Linked DNA regions of Mus musculus: region 2 is linked to region 1. A link is a loop called in an ENCODE intact Hi-C map of the cell type or tissue named here. Cell type or tissue: heart. All regions are shown on one strand. Links, peaks and the distances in the headings refer to the core of each region. The heading gives the core; the rest is flanking DNA. Region 1 overlaps Klf12 (Kruppel-like factor 12). Region 2 overlaps Klf12 (Kruppel-like factor 12).

What was found. Peaks named below come from ENCODE experiments on the same cell type or tissue, not always from the same donor. Only the 100,000 strongest peaks of a DNase experiment are listed, where the experiment ranks them.
Region 2: a loop joins it to region 1, with 2.1 times the contacts of the local background. A loop is called at or near these places in 3 of 42 quality-filtered maps.

What each region holds. Positions count from the first base shown.
Region 1 is chr14:99,937,793-99,949,223 of GRCm38, forward strand. It overlaps Klf12 (Kruppel-like factor 12), which reads right to left. Exons shown (of 7, transcript NM_010636.3): 5 at 4,242-4,304. Among named protein-coding and RNA genes, the nearest start is that of Gm22970, 170 kb to the left of the region's middle. In heart, for the core only: no CTCF peak of the experiment used is centred there; no DNase peak of the experiment used is centred there; H3K4me3 peaks cover 351 bases; H3K27ac peaks cover 933 bases.
Region 2 is chr14:99,996,689-100,008,119 of GRCm38, forward strand. All of the region lies in intron 3 of Klf12 (Kruppel-like factor 12), which reads right to left. Among named protein-coding and RNA genes, the nearest start is that of Klf12, 150 kb to the right of the region's middle. In heart, for the core only: no CTCF peak of the experiment used is centred there; no DNase peak of the experiment used is centred there.

The sequences.
Region 1 (11,431 bases), core at 3,236-5,735:
TCAGCTTCTACCAAACATGTCTACAATGAGTGGAAATCTAACTTCACATTAAGTATTTTGACAGTGAGGTATTCCTGCTTGCCTTGAAGATGACAAGCATGTTTTCCTTGCCTTACCATGTCCAAGAAAGAAGAGACAATGTCTAAAAGAAGATTCATATAATGACAGGTAGTGGAATAAGATGCTTTAAAATGTAGCAGTTTGGCATAAGAATCCACATGGCATAAGGTAAACGAAAAGAAGCAGCTATTGGCTGGAGAGATAGGTAAGTATGTTAAGAGCATTTACTGCTCTTCCCGAGGATGAGAGTTTGGGTCCCAGTACCCATGTTGAGTGGATGACAATAGCCTCTAACTTCAGCTCCAAGGATCAAATAAAGTCTTCTGTTCTCTGTGGGCATCTACACAATCCCCCCTTCCCCCCAAAGTAAATCCTAAAGAGAAGCAGATATGGGAAAACTTCTATTCCCAGAAGGACAGCATCATTGTTACCAGGAAAGACAACTTTATCAATCTAGGGATGACACTGGGGACCTCACCTAAACAGCCTTCCCCTCTCATCAGAGTCCCCCATGTATCTACCATTCCATGACCTGCCATCCCTAGAAAGTTAAAGTCTACTCGCTTTGTCTCATCATCTCTCAGAATGAAACACAACAAAACAAACTCTCTGGTAAGATGCTATGGTTGCTGCATAAACCTAGGTTCCAACTGTGGCTCACTCTGAGCCACTCGTTGGGTTTAATCCCCCATTAATGAGAAGTGAATGCACTTATAATTCTGTCTTCGATTTTCTTATAATAGCCTCGCTCTTGTTAGTCAAATCAACAGTGTCACAGCCTATGAGCCAAAGGGGTAGTGCAAGGAAAATATTTTCCCCTCTCCCCTCTAATAGTTAATGGACACCTGCATATAGGAGCCATAGTGAAAGACAGAGAAGTCTGATGCATGATTCGGAGAAAGGCATTCACATGCCCAAAGGGTCAACAATGCCAAAATCAACAACTACTCCACTGTAGGGCAGTGAGGACATGGGGCTTGTATCTGGGATGGCCCACTTTCTTCAGTTGGCTCTTTACTAAATGATCATATAATGACCCAGCCTTCTTTACTGCTGTGACGCTATCCCTTGTAGAGAGGTCTTTCTTCCATTGTTCCTTAATCCCTAGAAGTTAATGTGTAGCTCAAACCTGGCTGCATCTTAATATCTGTCACTAGACTCCATAAGCTCTGGTGCTCTGGTTCCATCCTTGAACGTGAACACAATGTTAATATATTTCTTTTGTTTGTTTGTTTTGTCAGATGTTGTTTGCTTTGAAAGGACATACATGCCCACATATTTCTTCCTCCAGAGCGCTGTCACCATGAAAGTGGCTACTGGATGCTTCCCTGTGTCAGCATTATGCAGAGGAAAGTGCTACTTACAAATTTTTAAACTCGCTTTCCTCAGTAATAAGCAATAGTCTAGGAACTGTCGGGCACAGCAATTGCCTTCCAGAACCTATTGAGTGGAGCTACATCTATCTAATGCCACAGTGGAAGTTCAAGCTTTTCTGTTATTTATGGATTTTTTTTTTAATTTGACCATTTGATGAACAGCTTTAACTGATTGGAGCATTGGCCAACCCAATGCACGAGTACACTGTTCTATGCTCTCACGCATACGCCTTGGAGTTCGAACGCCAGCAAAGCCAATCTAGTGATGAAGTTGACGTCTAATTCTACAAATTATCCCCAACTTCTCCTCTGAGACAAACAAATGCCTCTCGCCTGTACTCACTACTGCTAGATGAGTAGTTAAACTTTCTGAATTTTTCACAGTCAATATTTCACAACCAAGTATCAACCATTTATCACTTCGCTAGGAGTAGCTGCTGGATGATTCATGGACTTTGTCTTTGCCAGGTAATTCATCCACACACCAGAGTCACAGTATTTACCTAAGGAAGATTCAAGGTAGTATAGATCATAGACATTTTAGCTAGTGCCTGACCAAACAAGTTTATTTATTAAATCTATCTGTGCTCCTGTTAGAATCAATTGAGAAATGTCTCCATCTTCTTCCATCTCTGATTTCATCGCTAAAGGACAGGACACAATAATAGCTCATCTCTCTGTTTTCCCTACTAACAATACATCTTTACCCCAGTGCTCATCTCTAAAGGACACAATGGCTCATCTCTGTTTTCCCTACTGACAATATATTAGTAGTTTTCTTTTCTGGGCTGGATTTTCTTTTTCTTTTCTTTTTCTAGCACTGAGAATCAAATCCAGTACTTTTGAGTGTGCCAGGAAAGAACTCTAGCACTATGCTGTAGTCTCAGTTTTTGGAATAGGCTTCTGAGTCTCTTTCTTCCTACGTATTTTCCCCTCAGTACTTCCACTCTCTGATTGGCCTTAAATAAATGTGATAATTGATCCCTCTGAATACTGCACTACAAATGCATGTCCACAGAGTATCATCTTTACTGCATGAGAGAATCTAAGCTTAACATACATGTATGTGAGCATGCAGACAGTACCAGCGTGAGCACCCTGGGAGTATCAGGCCTTCAGAGCATTCATAAGGTCTGTGTGTCACACAAAAACACACATCCCTCCCCTACAAGCCATCTGAAGGTAGAAACCATGCCTTATTTATCTTTCTAACCCGGTGCTTATAACAGTGCCTAGGAGATAAATAAATGTTGTTATGTAATCATGAACTGAGCTTTCTCAGGGCTGGTGGTAAAATCCCTTTGGGTTATTTCCATGGACCACTTATTTAGAGGTACCATTTAAACTTAGCAGGTGACATGGTACAATTTTGTAGGAAGAAATGATCTTTACCTCTTGTGTAGAAAGAAAGAGGCAGAGAAAGAAAATACATTATCTACTCAGTGTCTCCCATTGAGCTCTTCAGAGCAAGGGGGCGGAAACTGGATCTCCGGGCTGACTGTGTTCCTGGGATCCTCAGCTCACGTTGCTCACCTGAGTATCTCAGGTTCTCTCTTCACAGAGTAAAGTTTCTTTGGTAGAATGTACCTTCAACCTTGATGGAATGCAGAGTCTCTAGAGTCCAAACTGCACCTGGCCTCTCCCTTGCCTTCTCTTGGTATCTCCTGGCTTTGTCAGTCTCTCATCTTTCCAGGTCTGACAGGGGACAGTGTGCTTTAATGACCTAGAGTGACCATCAGGGATGCCCAGCCTTTGGGCACGCAAACAAAAAGCTCCATTCCCCACGTTCCGTTTCCCTCTGGGAAACAGCAAAGTGTAATATTTCACAAGAGAACCAGGCTATTGTGAGGGCTAATTGCATTTAATGGGGCAGTGGAGGCAAACTGATCAGGTAATATTTAAAGTGCCATTTTTATTTCTTAAAAAAAAAGTCCTGGTTTAGGAATATAATTAATATGGAAGGGGAATCTTTGGTATTCATCTTCCCACATTAAACAAAAAAAAATTCATAGTTTCTAATCAAAATCCTGTTCTAAGCATAATCAAAAAAATAAGAGAGATCTATGAACTTCTGCCCAGTTTTTGTAGTAACATAGTACATGGCTCAATTCTTTCATTTTTCTTTCTTTTATCTTCTTTCCCATGATACATTATAAATTGAAAGTCTAATTTTGTGCAGTAATATAAAGAAACAGATTTTTTTGAGCCAATATTAATCTATTTCCTTGGTTTCACATAAAACATTTTTGAAGTCCTTTTGTTGGCTCCTCAAAGAACCATTTATCAAATGTCCTGTAGTTGAAACAACTTCCTGCCATGCCTGGGAAGATCCACTTAGACTCTTATTCAAGAAGTTGTCAATTAAACATCTTTGCATTACCCTTTCTGCAAAAAAAAAAAAAATGTCAATAGACATTCAAGTTCAAGGCCAAAGGAGGATAGAGGTCATCTGAAGAGTAATTACCAAAATTAACAAACGATTAATTACCTACAAATTGTCATGAGAAGTTAAAGGTGACAACCCACTCAAATCCTGGGTTAACTAAGCCATCTTTTTAAAAAGGAGCCACTGTTTTCAAAGGAGAAATGTCGGATCCTGGGAAGTTAGATTACATATGTTATGGCAAAAACGTTTCCCAGACGATGGTGATGAAGCGGTTTAACTGCAGAGTAATTCCATCAGCATTTGTTTGTTGGTTTATTCCAGGCACCTCTGGGATTCATAACACTGCCTCAGTACACAAAACGAAACCCCCACAGCAATAAAAGAGTTACAAATATTTATAAATTAACTTGCATACTCACCAAGCAAACTTCTGGTTATTCATTCGATTTCCTCGGACCCTGGATACCGGGGATGGATGTACCCTGTCAACAGACCAGAGTAAGTCAGTCATTGAGAAAACACATTCCTCGCTGCACACAGTCTGCTTAATCAGTGAACTTTCTTAGGATTGCTTCCTTTGTTCTCCCTGTGAACTTGACCAACTCTTAATAAACAGGTGCAATTAATTAAATTCCAGGGCCTGCTTTGTTCTTTATCTCTCCCGAGGTACCAAGGTGCCACACATTAACTGCAGAACCAAGAATTTCATTGAACAGATGTACTCTTTAGCAGAAGAAACAGCTACTGAAGATGTAATTATTGCCTGGGGGGTAAGAGTGCATATAATATTCAGAGGGCGTGGTACCTGTCCTCAGTGAGCCCTCTTATGTCCGTTCCCATGGAAACTGCACAAAGAGACAATGAAGTGGCCATTCTTTGGGTCAATTTCTAAATGTAAAAGTTACAAAAACAGCAGGACTTCACCCACACATCCAGAAACAGGGTTTGTGTGGACAGGATGGGATGGGAGGAGAGACAGTTATTTCCAGGAGACAGGCTTTCTGGAATCTATGTTTGTGTTTGAGATCCGGAAGGCAAAGTGAATTCAAAGTGCTAGCCATGTAATAGACGTCAATATATAGCTTCCTAATCTTCCGGGGTTGAGTCATGCAGGGTTTGAGTTCAAAGCATCCAGGAACTACTGGTATTCTCTAACTTGGAGCCAGCGGCCCTATCCTTCTCTTCCCAGTTACCAGCTGGGAAACCCTATGGCCTACTTCAGCTGCCTTGTGGCTGCCTTCTCTCTTGCTGGCTTAGGATGCTTACCTAGGGTTCATGAGATCTAGTCATGCTTTCAGCTTGAGTCCTCTTCACCAGTCTCCACACCCACACATTACTTTTATTTACAGGGAGGGAGGAAAACAGAAGGGGAGGAAGTCAGGGAAGGATGAAGGAAAGAAACAAAATTACCTTAATTGGCCTTAAGACTCCCTTAAAACCAAAGTCTGGGGTCCCTTTGAACCCCGGCCCCTTGTTGCTGTTCAGTGAAAATCACATCAAAACAGACAGGGCATGCCAGGCCAGCCTTTTCTGCATCTTTCCCAAGCCTCGAGCTGGCCTGTACTTCCTACTTGATTCCTCGAGCATTATTAACACGCTTCTTCTCCTAGGCTTCTTGATGGTGGCTGCAGCTGAGCTGCTCAGCACAGATTTTCTGCTCTGCATGGGGGAAGGGGGTGATAATTATGCAGAAAGATGGAGGGAGGCCAGACAGCCCCTCGCTGAACTGCCTTATTCAAGCACAGCCCCACTTCCTGCTGATCTGCAGCCACAAGGATCACCTGTTGGTCTTGGCAGCTGTCCAAACTGGGGCCCTGGCGGAAATGACAGAGTCAGCGAGAATGAAAGCCGGTTTATACTCCAGCCCCTCAAGATACACATACTTATCTTTCTCATGTATGGAGATACATCCGAGGGAGACAAGAGTTACCTAGAAGGTAGCAAAAGCCATTCTGCCCTGCTTTCTTGAAATAGCATACTCACAGTGAATTTCCTCTCTAGAGCCTCGCTGACGTCTTGGTCCCAAGAGTTAAGTGTATTTTCAGAGGTCATTTGCTTCAAGGATTCAGCTCTCCACTACTCACCAAGTCCTTCAAGCCTTTATCCCCTTTACTGCAATCCTGAAGCCCAAAAGTACAGAGAAACCCTGTCGTCCTCATGGTCACCTCCAGCTGAAGTTGAATGATCACAGTATCTGGCATCATGGCTGCCCACTTCACATCTCATGGGAACATGAGGGAGGGAGGCTTGGGTTCACTACTCCGTAAGTATAAAGCCTTCTAGACATTGGTATCTTTGAGAAAAAAATTCGGTGATCCTAGACCAAATTCTATAAATACACAATTTCCATCATGGTTTGGGGGGGGGGGGCGAGAAACAAAAGCAGAAAACTGATTCTGATTATCTGTATGACCAAATAATTCTAACATTTCTTAAACTCAAACGAGGAACGGGCAAGTATCTTCTTCCTCTGAGTCTACTTCATCCAAAAATTCAGATCACAACTCTTACATGTCAGCTATCACTTAAAATTTTACTCCTTCAAAAGGACATGCACATGCCAGAGTTTGGGTGAGCTCCATTTTAAATGGCAGCCCCTCTGCTATCTGCCTTTTCCCCACATACAGCAGCCAGGCAGGTAGCAGAGTCAAAAACCCAGTAGCACAAACTACCGTCTAATCTGCATGTCATGCATTATTCATGATCCCCTGATTTCTGCACCTGCATCTAGGCAGGAAGCTTGCTGGGCACGTTCATTATTCTTCTTGGAGCCTCACACAGGCTCCATTACTCCTGAGCCACTTTGTTCTGTAACTAAGGGTTTCAGGCCTTAGTGCTAACTGCTGGATATGAAAAGAAAAGGGACACTCCAGGCAGAAGCGAGGGAATGATCTTGGTGTTGTGTAACACAGCGGATCTGACAATGCACTCTACAGATACTGATTGCTATGTGGGATATTACTGCTCACGCGGGGTGATTTACATCACACAGAAGAGGCCCGGCGCACCACCAGGGCCCTGTACACCAGTTGTTCTATTTATACACACTGACTCATCTGGGGCTCCAGGCATGTTACGATTTCACTTGATTCTGAGCTTTTCTTCTTTTTCACTTTCTTGCTATGTTTGAACCTCTTTGATATCTTAATGTAAAAATAATTCTCCCTTCTATGGGTGCGAGGACTGAACCTGCTTCTCAGATTCTGTGTCATAATGACTGTTAAGAGTTAGGAGACTGACGGCTCTGCTCTTCAGTGCCTCCAGGAGGCGACACGAATGACTGGCAGTAAGAGGTGGCATGTGGAGTCTCGGTCCTAGACACAAGCTATGAAGCACTGATGAGTTTCTGGGGGTGGGGACACTATCTCACCCACATACTGTGCGGCCACTTATGACATCAAGGAGAACTGACACAAAGAAATGTGGGGTGCAGACTGTCTAGCCGCCTTTCCTGGGATTAACCCAAAGCGTTGCCAGCTAGCAACAGTGCATTCTAAGGCAAGTCACAATATCTACCCAGATCTCAGTATCCGCATCTGTCCAAGGGACATTGTTACAGTTATGGGAAACACACAGAGGACCACAGCCTCGAGCGTTTGTAAGAGGACTGAAACAATCCCATTGTCTAGTCACCTAGTGTCCCATGTCCCTATGATATTGCTGTAAGCAAAACTACAGTGCTGCCAGTGACATCAATGTCTATCACATACAACCATGCTCAGTGCATACCATGACATCTGATAGTGATGCTCAATGCACAGCGAATAACATCTAATTGCGATTCTTACTGTCCACACCACTGATTTATGTATGAATTATACTGTTAAAGTTACTTTAGAGTATATGACTGCTACTTGTGCTTAGAACAAACAAACAAACAAACAAACAATTTAAATGCTTTTATCCGTACTGGGTTTGAACGCAGGATCTAACAGACATGCTCTTCAAGTACCCTACCACTAAGGTACCACCCAGCTCCACTGAAGCACATAGCACCATGCAACTAAAGTCTCCTTTACTAAGTCTCCTGCCCATAGACATCCATACCACCCCTGTTTTCCAATCTGGTGTTAATTTTCAACCTTCACATCCCACACTATCGTAATTTGTCACTCTTCTCTCGGCAGCTCTCTTGTCTCAAAAAGTGTGGACCATCTTCTAAGCTTTTCTGCTTCTCTTTGGCTTGGCCTTTCAGCCACAAGTGTGTTTAGGGTTCACTTTATGTCCTTTTTCTCTCCCCATGTTGATGCTTATTCTGTTATTAACTGAAAACATTTCGAACATGGCTCCCCTCGCCATCTTACCACCTACATAATAATCAGAACAGCCATTTCTTACTGGGTTTCCTTCTGCCAATTTGTCACCCTTTGATCACATCATGTCACCTGATCACATTTCCAAAGAGCTAGCTGTCCATGTGGCATGAAACCTAAGCATAAAAGTAAGCAATTACCTGAGAGTCTCTCAGCTGATCTTTCCAATGTCTCCCCTAGCATACAAGTCTTAGATGGAATCAGTGTGCCATGCTTTTTTCTAACTTATCTTTTATGGTATGAGTGCCTTCCAGTCCACAATTCCTGGTGATGGATAAGAAAAGAGATTACCTACTTCCAACCCTTACTTTGTCCCTTTCAGGCCTCAATCAGACCAGGGTTTCTCAGTCCTATGCTGTCTCTGTGGGGACAGGAACAAAGGAGGCATCTCAAGAAATAGCACTATGACACACAAGGCTGTCCCATGTAAGAGAGATGGCTTTCTATTGACAAAAGCAGGATAAACTTCACACACCAAGGTTATCAGAAAACCAAATAGACAATCCAACAGCAATAACAACAACAAACCCACTGTCTCTCTGGCTCTCAGGCTCTGTGTCAGGACATTGCATCCTACTGAAAGAGTCAGAATAAACTACTTCACAGACCAAGGAAAGTTTCTATAGGACATCACTCTTCTAGCATCATTAGGTATTTAATAACTCAGAAATTAGCACACATAAATACTTGCTATTGCATTGTCTGATTCCTCTATTATGTATAAGCCAACACCTTTACCTACAAACTACGCAAATGGCCCCAGAGTCCTTTTAAGTATTCACTTTACTGCAAAATAATTCACTTGTCAAGGACTTAGAAATAAACCCACAGTTATTATTAAGTATCAGCATGTTTTTATGCAAAACATATGAAAGATAATTTAGAAATAATCATTGGCTTTGCTTTTTCTTAGACTCAAAGCATCAGGAACAAGTTCTCATGAGTATTCAGGCTAGTCCAGATGGTATGTTAATAGATACATGCTACACCTGGACAAATAAAGAGGATGCAAGCATTAAGTGAAGTGATTTACGAGCATTACAAATGCCATATATCAAAGTGTATGAGTCATATCATAAGTAGGTGTTTCATGTGTTGGTGTGAGTCCATGGTTTATGCTGTCAACCGTCTAAGCAAAAGAAGAAATTTTACACACATACACACCACTTTCTCTAGTTAGTATAAAGAACAGTTGATTCCATTTTGATACTATTATCCATATATATGTTGTCAACATGTTAACATATTTTTTAATCTTTCTTTTAGAGCCTTTTTTGACATCCTCTCCTATGTGAAGGCATCAATATTTTTAGAGGCATGGAGTGAAATTAAACAGCATATGGAATTCATGTTATGATCATTGCCTTCCACATTTACTGTAACACTTATCCTGATGCAGCAGGCATTCAGAGACTTTACATTAAAGTGTGTTAAAAAGTATAGCCTGGGCTGGAGAGATAGAAAACTCAACCAAGGACCTGTCTGTCATAAAAGCACGGGGGCCTGAGTTCGGCTCTCCAGAACCCAGGAAGAACCTGGCTGTGGAAGCATGCTCAGAGAACCTTAGCACTGAGTCACCTCAAGAAGACCGTGAATGGAAGCTGTGAGTTGAACAATGTGGTCTTGTCCAATGGTGAGAAAGAACTAGGATGTGAAGATGACATTAGAATGTAGATGCTCCGGTGGATGTCTAAGGAGACAGGAGCAAGGGCAGGAGGACAATACCAACATTTCTTCTATTGTGTGGCTCTCTTATCTCTTCTATGTAGCCAACTTGGATGGGATGCCACTTACTCATATTTCAATGTAAACTATTACTTGAGTATTTCCCCATCCCAGGCAGTGCCTTAGGCCTCCGATGTGCTGTAGATCCCTGCATGCTGTGGCAGTGACTGTATCAGATGTAGGAGGCGCTCTTGGTTTTGACAGATCTTCTGGTTTCAGGCTGCCTGTCCTACAGAGTCAGGGCACAGAGACAAAGGCCCACACAATGCCTTGTGCTGAGCAGTGGCAGGTACAGTTAAACCACCAGGGGGACATATGAATAGAACTATGAAGTAGACATGGAAATTTCCTAGTGAGAGAGAAGAGGGAAATTTTAAAGGATACATTTTGCAGTTAAGGAAAAGGAAAAAGGAATTCTAGAGACATAGAAATGCACTGTAGGATGGAAAAGTAACAAAGAAGACTATCTATAAGCTGGGGGAGAGACCTGGAGGAAAGGAGCTGACAGGCCTAGGCAGGGGACTAAGGGTCTTATGTAGTATGCTAAATATTTGACTTAAATGAATTAGAGGACAGCTACCAAAGGATTTGGTCATTAGATTTGGTACAATCATGCCTATAAACTAGAAAGCATCGACTTGGCTGTGGTGCACAGGATGGCCTGAGGGGAATGGGTGACTCATGAAGAGCATTTGGAAGCGACAGTCATAATGTCCTAGGCGGCCCAGGGGAATGGTGGTGGGCAGGAGGAAGTGAGAGGAGGATGGATTTATAATAAAATAGGATTAACACCAGGTGTGCTGGTTCACACTTGTAATCACAGTTCACGGTCGAGAAGGTAGTATGTGAGCTTGAGACCAGGCTGGGGTTAAGAATAACTTGAACTATATATGGAGATATGTCTTGAAAATATAAAACATTGAAATGTACTTACCCAGTTATGCAAGACTCTGGGATAGATCCTTAATACAATAAACTCACTTAAAAACAAGTAAATAAAATATACACACACACAATTTGCTCACTCAAAATCAACAAAACCAATGACAAAGAAAGAGATGGAAACCATGCTAAGTAACTGTGTATCCATTATAACCTGTGTGTGGAAGTGTGGAACAGGCTAGTGTGATGTGGTTTATCAGAGTATGGAGCAAATGATTGTGAGCTTGTGATGTTTGTAAAACTCTGAGGACACAGGGCTAATGCAATGCTAGCAGATAGTCCATCGATCCATGTGGCTACTCTGCTAACTCCACTGTAAACACCACCACATGGTGTGTATGTGAGGTTTAGTCAGGGTGTGCAAGGTATCAAAATGAGGACTGCACTGCCTGGGTCCTGTGTGGAACTTGCTCAAAGTAGCCTCTACATGATTTCATGAATATGATGGAATGTGAAAGAAGATCCCGTCTTCTTCCTCCAGTTGAGACCGGGAAGGGCAAAGTCAGGGATGCCTGCTTCGTCTGAGTATCCTCTACAGCATCACATCATTGCCTGGGCAGCTGCAACTAGAGAGAGATGTTGCTCCATACTTTCAATAAAACCTTGTGTAACTCCCCCCACCTTCACCG
Region 2 (11,431 bases), core at 4,787-7,286, 60 kb after region 1:
CAGAAATCCATCAACGTAATCCAGTACATAAACAAACTCAAAGACAAAAACCACATGAACATCTCGTTAGATGTGGAGAAGGCATTTGACAAAATCCAACTCTCATTCATGATAAAAGTCTTGGAAAGATCAGGAATTCAAGGCCGATACCTAAAAATGATAAAAGCAATCTACAGCAAACCAAAAAGGAGATGAAGAAGATACAAATTCGAAAAGAAGAAGTCAAAATATCACTTTTTGCAGGTGATATGATAGTATATATAAGTGATGCTAAAAATTCCACCACAGAACTCCTAAACCTGATAAACAGCTTCAATGAAGTACCTGGTTATAAAATTCACTCAAACAAGTCAATGGCCTTTCGGTACACAAAGGATAAACAGTCTGAGAAAGAAATTAGGGAAACAACACCCTTGTCAATAGTCACAAATAATATAAAATACCTTGGCATGACTCTAACTAAGGAAGTGAAAGATCTGTATGATAAGACCTTCAAGTCTCTGAAGAAAGAAATTAAAGAAGATCTCATAAGATGGAAAGACCTCCCATGCTAATGGATTGGCAGGATCAATATAGTAAAAATGGCTATCTTGCCAAAAGCAATCTACAGATTCAATGCAATCCCCATCAAAATTCCAACTCAATTCTTCAATGAATTTAAAAGGGCAACCTGCAAATTCATCTGGAATAACAAAAAACCTAGGATAGCAAAAACTCTGCTCAAGAAGAAAAAAACCTCCGGTGGAATCACCATGCCTGACCTAAAGCTGTACTACAGAGCAATTGTGATAAAAACTGCATGGTACTGGTATAGTGACAGACAAGTAGACCAATGGAATAGCATTGAAGACCCAGAAATGAACCCACACACCTATGGTCACATGATCTTTGACAAGGGAGCTAAAACCATCCAGTGGAAAAAAGACAGTATTTTCAACAAATGGTGCTGGCACAACTGGCGGTTATCATGTAGAAGAATGGGAATTGATCCATTCCTATCTCCTTGTACTAAGGTCAACTCTAAGTGGATTAAGGAACTCCACATAAAACCAGAGACACTGAAACTTATAGAGGAGAAAGTGGGGAAAAGTCTCAAAGATATGGGCACAGGAGAAAAATTCCTGAAGAGAACAGAAATGGCTTGTGCTGTAAGATGGAGGATTGACAAATGGGACCTCATATAATTGCAAAGCTTCTGCAAGGCAAAAGACACCATCAATAAAACAAAAAGGCCACCAACAGATTGGGAAAGGATCTTTACCTATCTTAAATCAGATAGGGGACTTATATCCAATATATATAAAGAACTCAAGAAGGTGGACTCCAGAAAATCAAATAACCCCATTAAAAATGGGGCTCAGAGCTAAACAAAGAATTCTCACCTGAGGAACACTGAATGGCTGAAAAGCACCTGAAAAAATGTTCAACATCCTTAATCATCAGGGAAATGCAAATCAAAACAAACCTGAGATTCCACCTCACACCAGTCAGAATGGCTAAGATCAAAAATTCAGGTGACAGCAGATGTTGGTGAGGATGTGGAGAAAGAGGAACACTCCTCCATTGTTGGTGGAATTGCAAGCTTGTACAACCACTCTGGAAATCAGTCTGGCAGTTCCTCAGAAAATTGGACATAGTACTACCAGAGGATCCTGAAATACCTTTCCTGGACATATATCCAGAAGATGTTCCAACCATTAAGAAGGACACATGCTCCACTATGTTCATAGCAGCCTTATTTATAATAGCTAGAAGCTGGAAAGAACCCAGATGCCCCTCAACAGAGGAATGGATACAGAAAATGTGGTACATTTACACAATGGAGTACTACTCAGCTATCAAAAAGAATGAATTTATGAAATTTCTAGGCAAATGGATGGACCTGGAGGGCATCATCCTGAGTGAGGTAACACAATCACAAAAGAACTTACACAATATGTACTCACTGATAAGGGGATATTAGCCCAGAAACTTAGAATACCCAAGATATAATATACAATTTGCTAAACACATGAAACTCAAGAAGAGCGAAGACCAAAGTGTGGACACTTTGCTCCTTCTTAGAATTGGGAATAAAACACCCATGGAAGGAGTTACAGAGACAAAGTTTGGAGCTGAGATGAAAGGATGGACCATGTAGAGACTGCCATATTTGGGGATCCATCCCATAATCAGCTTCCAAATGCTGACTCCATTGCATACACTAGCAAGATTTTGCTGAAAGGGCCCATATATAGCTGTCTCTTGTGAGACTATGCTGGGGCCTAGCAAATACAGAAGTGGATGCTCACAGTTAGCCATTGGATGGATTACAGGGCCCCCAATGGAGGAGCTAGAGAAAGTAACCAAGGAGCTAAAGGGGTCTGCAACCCCGGAGCTCATGTCTCCAGCTGCATATGTATCAGAAGATTGCCTAGTCGGCCATCAGTTGAAAGAGAGGCCCATTGGTCGTTCAAACTTTATATGCCTCAGTACAGGGGAAAGCCAGGGCCAAAAAGTGGGAGTGGGTGGGTGGGGGAGTGAGTGGGGAGCGTGTGGGGAACTTTTGGGATCGCATTGGAAATGTAAATGAAATAAATACTTAATTTTAAAAAAATGAGAAAAGAAGCAATGGAGGTGAGGAAAGCTATCCTGGGAATGATTGTGTAGAAGTGGAACCTGGAGGACTAGGAAGATGCTTGTACATGAGCTGGTTTGTTTCTATTTGGGGCAAGGGTCATAACAATGACAGCAAACAACAGATGCAGAGGCTCTGCACTGGCTGTGTGATCTAGACACCGGGGGTTCCCATCAGTAGCAAGAAGCAGCTGGAGCTAAAATGGGGAGGAAAAAAAGAAGTTTACGGAGAAGGAAGTGTTTGTGGGGGCAGAACATCGTTCTGGGTAGGAAAGAAAGTCACTGGAGGCTGTCCAGTAGAATTCATGCACTGAATCCTGGTCTGTGCTAAGATCCCAGCTTGGTGTGCCTGGGGGTCAAGATGGAGACCCATACTTGGCAGTGCCAATATTAATGCTCTTCAAAGACTACACTGACCAGTCCATCTTTGGATCACTTGTTCATGTTGGCTTCACTGTGTACCCAGTTAAACTCAGAACATCTGTATGTGCCATGAAGTGTGACCTTCATGCTGCTTTTGGACAACTGAATTCCTCTGCTTGTTTTCCAAATAGGTGACTGACTATTCTTGTGCATCAGGTCATGAAAAGAGAAAGACCCCAAAATAAATAAAGTGTGGATCACAGTAATGGCAAGCTCCAAGATCAGAATCCTGGTCTCCTTACCAGCATCCTATGCATCCCTGCCTCTCACTTGTTTTACTTTCGGCATTTCTACTCAGTTTCTGCCTCTACAGAGAAGGGGCTGTGTGTGAGCATGGAACCCCTCAAGAAGACTTAAAAGTTGCATCAGTTTTTTTACATCCTCAGATGTGGCTACTATCTAGATATAATATCCAATTGTATCCATTCCCTCCCCTGATTTCTATCTCTATACTTGACAACATAATACCTTCCATTAAGATTGTCTTAAAAATAATCTCATAATGTCTGTAGAGTTCCCCATGCAAGGTCCTCTTCCCCGTGACAGCCCTGTGGGTCCTGTGCGGGACACTCAGCACTATAGCCTTGCTCCCTGCATTTTCAGACCCAGTTTCTTCTTACATCCCTCTCCCTCCTATGGCTCAAGGGATGGAACAATTAAGGCTTGGGGGAGCCACCACTTGTACTGTGAATAAAAATTTTACTCATCTATTCTCGTTTTTTTATTTTTTTCATTTGGTCATTTCAGTGCCATGATCTAAGGAGAAACTGCCACAAAAGCCATGTGGTTTTCCATTTTTTAAAGAAGGTTCTTCTGAGGCAGTGTTGCTGACCTCGTCATACCTACTTACTAAGCACTGTCATTCTCGGTTCCTAGGACTATCTGTCCTACAGTTTCCTGAGCCATTTTATTTTACATAACGCTTGTTGAGCGCTGGTCTGGCCTTTAGGCTTTGTTCCCTGTGCCTTCCATCTCTCTGCTGAGAGTTTCCCTGCAGTGCCACACAATTTCACGATGATGACCGAATCCATGTTCTCCAGTTGTAACCTCACTTCTGAACGGCAGCTCGTGTTTCAACATCTTGCTGGACCACTCACTCATGAGGACAATCAAAAATCATCTCAAGTCCTACCCTTCTGTCATGTTTCTTAATTCCAACTGAGCAATCTCCTGCTCCAGGTTCCACACCAGCACTCACTCCAATGGTCTCTTGTCTGCCATTGTATCACCTACTCATTGTTTTCACTTTCACCTATAGCTTTTCCTGGAGTCTTGCCCCCCCTTTTCTTCTTGAACATCCCCGAAATCCCATGCATCCATCAGCCCCACACAAGATCTATCTAGGAAACAATGAGCACAAGCACTTGAAACATTGGAATGCTTCCTACCTTCTCATATATAAGGTCCAGCAGTCCTGACTTATAAAGACATTTGTGTGAGTGCCCGTTTGCACTGTGTTCATGGCAGGACTGGCTAGGTCAGTCATCAAGCACTGTGAGAACACTGCTCTATTAGGTCATCTGCTAGGCTGGAGCAGCACAGGGCAGAGGGGGCACGCACCAGGCTTTTCCATTCTCCTATATACATTCTATATTTGCATTAGCTTCTGGGTAAAGCTTATCTTGGATTTGCCAGAAGATTTTCATTTTGAAGAAGGCAGGGGGTAACAACAGAAAATGTGGTCTCAGGCTCTTCCAGGCAAGTGCCTGGTACACTGAGTGCTGCTGTATGTGGAAGGAAACAAGCACAGGACTTGGATCTTGGTGGTCTGTTTGTTTGTTTCTTTTCTGCAGTAATGAAGAAAACAGAATTTTCACACGTGGCTGACCTTTGGGGTACATATGGTTCTATATTCTTAACATCACCTAGTTATGCTTTTCAAAAAAGTGCTGCCAAGTTACCTCAGCACTAAACACTGGCTGTTCCTCAGGCCAAACAGGAAGGATCTGAGAGCTTAGATGTCTCATTATAATCCAAGTGGCTCTGCCTGCTGTCAGGAGTGTAGATATGCTTCCTCTGTGCCCTGTGTGTTAAGCCCATCACATCCAAGGCCCCCGGCAGTATTGATTTTGTATTATTTTGATGCCTCTTTATTCAGTTAAGTAGTGAATCCAAATCATAAACAGCATTTCTTTTCCATTATTCTCACATCCATTTATCTAACCTTGATACAAAGAAAATAATACTCTGAGAAACATTCGACGTGGGTGCTAGTGCCTAACTCTGTTGCATATCTTTCATGTGAACAAAATGAAGGGTACGTACGCCATTTCTTTTAACAAAGTATAATATGACAATATCATATTCTAATTTGCTTTATTTACCTCAACATGGCATGTGATATCTATTTGCGTTGTTCATTTTGTTGGTTTACTCTATTGCAGTCTAACAGGCTGCACTCTATTGCAACCAATGGGAGGAGAGGTTCTTGGTCCTAGGAAGACTCGATAGATGCCCCAGTATAGGGGAATCCAGGGCAGGGAGGTGGGAGTGGGTGGGTAGGTGGAGGAACACCCTCATAGAGGCACGGGGGGAGGGAGGATGGGATAGAGGGTTTCTGGGAAAGGGGGAAACTAGGAAAGGGGATAACATTTGAAATGTAAATAAAGAAAATATCCAATGAAAAATTAAAAAAATGGACAATTCTTTGAATGGACCGTTATCATTTATTCTCATAATGAAAATTAAATTTTCAAAATACTCACTGCTAGCAATGTTGTCACTAGCTGCTTCACAATATATATCTGAAAATTTGGATTTGGTTCAATTCACGTACATTCCCGAATTGTTCTCCAGTGTGGCTGAGCCAACTTATAATCCCAGTGATGTGGGCACATGCTGTAGACACATATTAGATTAAGGTCGCTGCATAAAACACTAGTCTAATCTCTAAAGCCATTCCAATCAGAAGATTTAGTCTGCTTGACATCTTGGGAAGCGGTGGGAAAAATCATCTCAAGTCTGAGACCACAGGAAGGAAAGAAAGTATATTCTTTATTACGAGCTTCATCAAATTTGTATGAGTTATAAGTATAGGCTACATTTTTCTGAAAAAAATAATTTAATATTTATTGAACTTTAAGAGAAAAAAAACCGCATGTGTTTTTGCTGAAAGTCTCTGCTGTTCTTAAACTCTTTTGCAAAGCATCTCATGAGGTGTTCTTCATGCCTCCTGATTGAACCTTCTCTGATTCATTGTCAACCTTTGGAATTATGGTAGCCTGTTGACACTCGGAGACTCAGTATCTCCCTTAACTTTCACAGATTTTGAGATATCTCTGTTGAGTTCGGCAATGTGATATGTTCTTGTCTGAGAGTGGATATTGATAGCTCTTAGAATACTTCCAGTCCTGTCTGTTTTCTTTTGCACTTTGTCTCCCTTTCTCTGGGATGCTACTTCCTAGCTCAAGTTCTCAACGTGATCTTTCAATCTAAGTATTTTTCTACTCAACATTTAAAACATGTTGCCATTTCCCAAACAACAACTTCAGAAATATTCTAGATCCACCTTTTCTTGTACCCTTAAAATCCATTAGTTTTATTGAAGGGACTGCTGACCAGGCCTTCAGACATGCTCATCCAGTTTCCACAAATGGTTCTCTGATGCTTCTGCCTCCACATCTCACTGCATCCATCCCTTCACAGACAGACATCAAAGCTATCTCGCTAACCTCTACCTTCTGCAACTTTCTGTGTTCTCCTGAAGCTTGCTGTAAATGTATACCGCCTAGCTTCTTTCAATCTGTAGTTTCATTATAATATATCCCTGTCCCAACTCACATACATAGTGTACAAACAGTACCACAACAAACTCACACTGAAATGAATAAATCACACCAAAGGAAACAAACTATCAAGCAAGAAAACATAGTGAGACAAGTCTAAGTGATAGACAAGCAAAGGCTAATGAAAACGGCATCTGTGAATATCTTCATGCTTCATTTCCACGTCTACATGTGTTTCATTCGATCATATCGACCTATTCATCCTTTTGTACACTGAACTTTCCCACTAAGGATGTGCTATGCTCTTTCAAAGCCCAGTGGTTTGCACCCTTACCATTGCTCTGGTAGATGTGGATTCTGTAACTAATGCTTTTCTCAGAAGCAGATTTCTCCTGACGTCACAATCACTCCCATCCACCTCCTGACTTTGAGGCTTCTGTCCTTGGGATACCACATCTGTGTGTATGCTTGGCTTCTTACAGACTTGTGTCAGGGTCTTTGTGTACTTTCTCATTTCATTGTGGGCTTGCTGTGGGTACTATTGTAACCTATATATGTATTTTAAAAAGGAATGTGCATTAGTGAAAGTACTAATTGAAGTGTATGGAGAGGAATGTGGAAATGTGAGGCAAAAGTTAAGGGGGAAAAAAAAGAACTGAAATGAAGCCATGGATCGTGGTGTATGCCTGAAATCTCAGCACTCAGAAGGCTAAGCAAGAGGACTGGGACAAGCTTGAGACCAGCCTGGGCTACAGAGAGAGTGCCAACCAGGACAGCTAGGATTGATCCCACAGCAAGAGCTGATCTCAGAGGAAGAAAAGGAAGCTAAAGGCTTCCGAGTCTCTGTTTCTTATCCTGGCAGCTCAAATTTTATTTATTTTTGAGAAATGAATTCAACAGGAACCAAAAACACAAGCCGGTACCATAGTAATCCTATTTCTTTCAGTAAGACACATAAAGATCATTTAGTTTTTGGCACAGATGGACCTTGAGCTACTGGTATAGTTTAGGGTAGCCTTGAACTCCTGATCCCTTTGCCTCTGCAATCAGCCCTGGGATTACAGGTGTGAGTCACCACCAAACTCTCCTTTTCTCATTGAAGGGTACAATACAAGGCCGAAAATGTAAGAAGTTTATAATAAGTCGACTAATTTTCTAGTTTATGAATTGTGACAGTTTCTTTATAATACCTTTTGTATGATCATATATACATGTCAAATATATGGTTTTATGCATGTGAGTGTATTTACATTAATATATAAAAGCTTAAAGAAACGACAATACAAAGTCCCACTATAAGTATATCCCGGCATGTCCTGGTACTGGGTGGACATTGCACTATGGAATTTCCAAACATGAAAAGCCTGTCTAAGTAAACTGACCGGTTGGACACTTGCAACTAACAGTTCAGATACCAACTGAACAGTGATAATGAGGCATATTTTCCTTGTAACTTTTTTGGAATAAGGTCTTATCTAATACTGTGACTATATATATAACAGTATGCTCTTGCTTCTGCTAAGCATCACTGCGTTCCCGGTGCTTACAATGCAGACCACATCGTGGAAAAGTAGTAAATCCTGTGGCTCGCTTCGATTTACAAATGGAAAAAGTGACAACCTTCCATTTATATCCGCTCCGGCCACATCGTACAGCTAAAACTCGTTTTAAGTTATTATTGAAATGGTTGTTTGCTTTTAAATACCAAAGGCTTATGATGGTGATTAGCATTAAAAATGATCACAGTTGGCCAAGGAAGAAAAAAGAGAGGCCTGTTAATAGTTGTACTAGTTTTGAGGTGGATAATGAGATAATAAAACACACAATTGGAGGTTATACTACCTTGATGATTGCAGATTATACCAATGGGCACAATAATGCCACCGGAGAGTGCGGCAGCAACTAGCACTCATTTGCTAGATGATAAGTGGATTATGTTCCATGAAAAGTAGGACTTGAGGAATACAGCAAAACCTGCTACTACACAGTGTGATGCCCATGCTCTGGAGAGCAGGCAAAGTCCTTGTTCACACTTTGATAAATTTAACTAATTAAAAAAAAAGAGAGAGAGAATGGCAAACATCTAGAAAGGACAATGAAATCAGAGCTGCGAGATGTCTGTTCCTCTTATGAGGCTAGCTGGTCTTCCTCTCCGAGCACACGTGTGTGCAGATGTATTTTCCAATCTGAAGAAAGCATTTCCAAACATCTGCTACATAAGCTCGGGTGATTTTGAAAGTCTAATGCTCTAATGATGATTAGCTATTGGCCGGCGCGCAAGACTTTATTGAACTCATTAATCTAAGAAAAATAAATATTATTGTAACAGTAACATTAAATGTTGACTGTGTCTGGTGGGTTTTTTTTATTATTTTTTTGTTTTGTTTTTTCACCCTGTGGTCTTTTTGGAAAATAACCACTATCAGGAAGAGGCGTGTCTGTGTTATATGTAGGACTTTGTATCTAGTTTCCTCCTGAAAAGAGCTTCAGGCAGGGACCAGATATGTCTAAAACTGACACAGATGTCGGTCTCTGAAACTCAGTGAACCACACTTTGACAAAATTTCCCTACACCTAGAAATGTTAACCTACAGCTTGGGGCTATTATTCTCATGTGCGCGATGCTGGCGAAACTGAAGAACAGTATACCACACTCTTATGTCGGCTCTTAGCTATGTGGGATTGCATCACATGGCTCATATGTGTATATGCACAGTTGCTGCTACAGATACCTACTTCATACATTATAAATCTTAAACCCTTACCAAAATCGAAAATGATTTTTTAACTGCAAGATTTCATACTCAGTTAAACAGCACCTCATTTCAGGAAACAGAGTTGGGATATTAACATTGACAGATTCATTAAATATTTGAAACTTAAATCAGTCAAGCAATGAGAAAAATGGTACAACACTATGAACTAACCAGCACTCCCCAGAGCTTGTGTCTCTAGTTGCATATGTAGCAGAGGATGGTCTAGTTGGCCATCAATGGGAGGAGAGGTCCTTGGTCTTGCGAAGATCATATGCCCCAGTACAGGGGAAGGCCAGGGTCAGGAAGCTGAAGTGGGTGGGTTGCGGAGCAGGGCGGGGGGCGGGGGGGGAGGGTATAGGAGACTTTTGGGATAGCATTTGGAATGTAAATGAAGAAAATGTCTAATAAAAACAAAACCAAACAAAACAATGTGATTTCATGCAAGAAGTTACCCCTTCTAAGCTGAATCTTTAAGAGGGGGAACCACAGGTGTCTCTAGTTTCTTACCTCTGAAAAATGGACAGCAACATCTATATGGTAGTTATTGTAGGTTTTAAAGATAAAATATGTAACTTACAAAGAAACATATACTCAACAAAAGTTATTGTTTAATTTTAACAGATAAATTTATAAGATTTGTTACATTCTTTGCCAACTTCTTAAAAGAGACTGACAACAATTCATCAATCCCTTGTTACTAGTGGCCATTACTTCATAGGCTGTTAAGACACTCTTATCAAGTAACATCTCCAAGGACAATAGCCGGCGGGACCCTATTTCATCCCATCCAGAAATTCCCTGGTTTGGTGAATCAAGTAGTTTCTTTGATGATAATGTTGACATCCTCTCTGCTCTCCGTCATCTGCCCTAGTGTCCCTACAGATAAAAGTCACTTCCCTAATCTGTGCGCTGGCTTCAAACAAAGTAAAAAGAATAGAACCTGAGCAGGCTGGTAATTCAAAAATCTGTAGATATATACATACTTATTGTAAGGAAACCTACAGAAAGTGAAGTGCAATCATTTCTGTGCCTATTGGGAAAACCAAAAAAAAAAAAAAAAATCTATTGAGGAAATGTTTCAGAGAGCACAGGTCATAAAAATAAGGGTGGTAAAATACACCTTTCACTTCCTCTCCTTCACCATTTTTATTTATTATGTTCAGTGTAGGCACAGCCAAAACTTATAGTCACATAGAGTATACGAAATAAATCTAAGCGGAGTTAAAAGCCTTCGGAGCAGTGGTGAGCTCAGGTCTTTGCTGAGGGTATAGACAGCACATATGTTGTGCACCTACCATACGCAGCATCTCATGGGAAAACACATCAGATCAGACACCACAACAGCATCACACTATGCTGGGCACACGTCCTCCGTTCTGCATCTGCCGGCCATGCTTTTCCTGCTCTGACATACTCCTACCTACTCTGGTAGCGGAATTGTATGTTTCTTCAACTTTCACCTCAACTGTCCCCTCGTCTCCCTTCATTAGAACATTATGACTTCCTCCAGAGTAACGTCCTTTGAGGATTTATGAGTGAGGGCCCTAGACGGTTTCCTCTGTCTGAAAGGTCCCTGTGTTTATAGACGATTGATTTCTAGCATTTACTTCTGGCAGAGACCACAGCAGAGATGATTAGAGGAGCCTTTAGATTAGCACAGAGGAGACAAAAAAAAATGCAATCAAGGAACTGACAATGCCTTCTAAACACAGAAAGGTTCAAGACAATTCCCACAAAGCGGTCTAAGATTTGAGCTTTCTTTTGCTTAATACACCTTTAAGGCCAGGGAGCTGAAACGGGAAACCAAATCTTCCTTTTATGGCTGCAACAAATGAGCCAGCCACGGTAAATACATCATTGATTCTTTCTCACAAAGAGATACTTAAATGCAGGGTGCAAGTAAGAGGACCA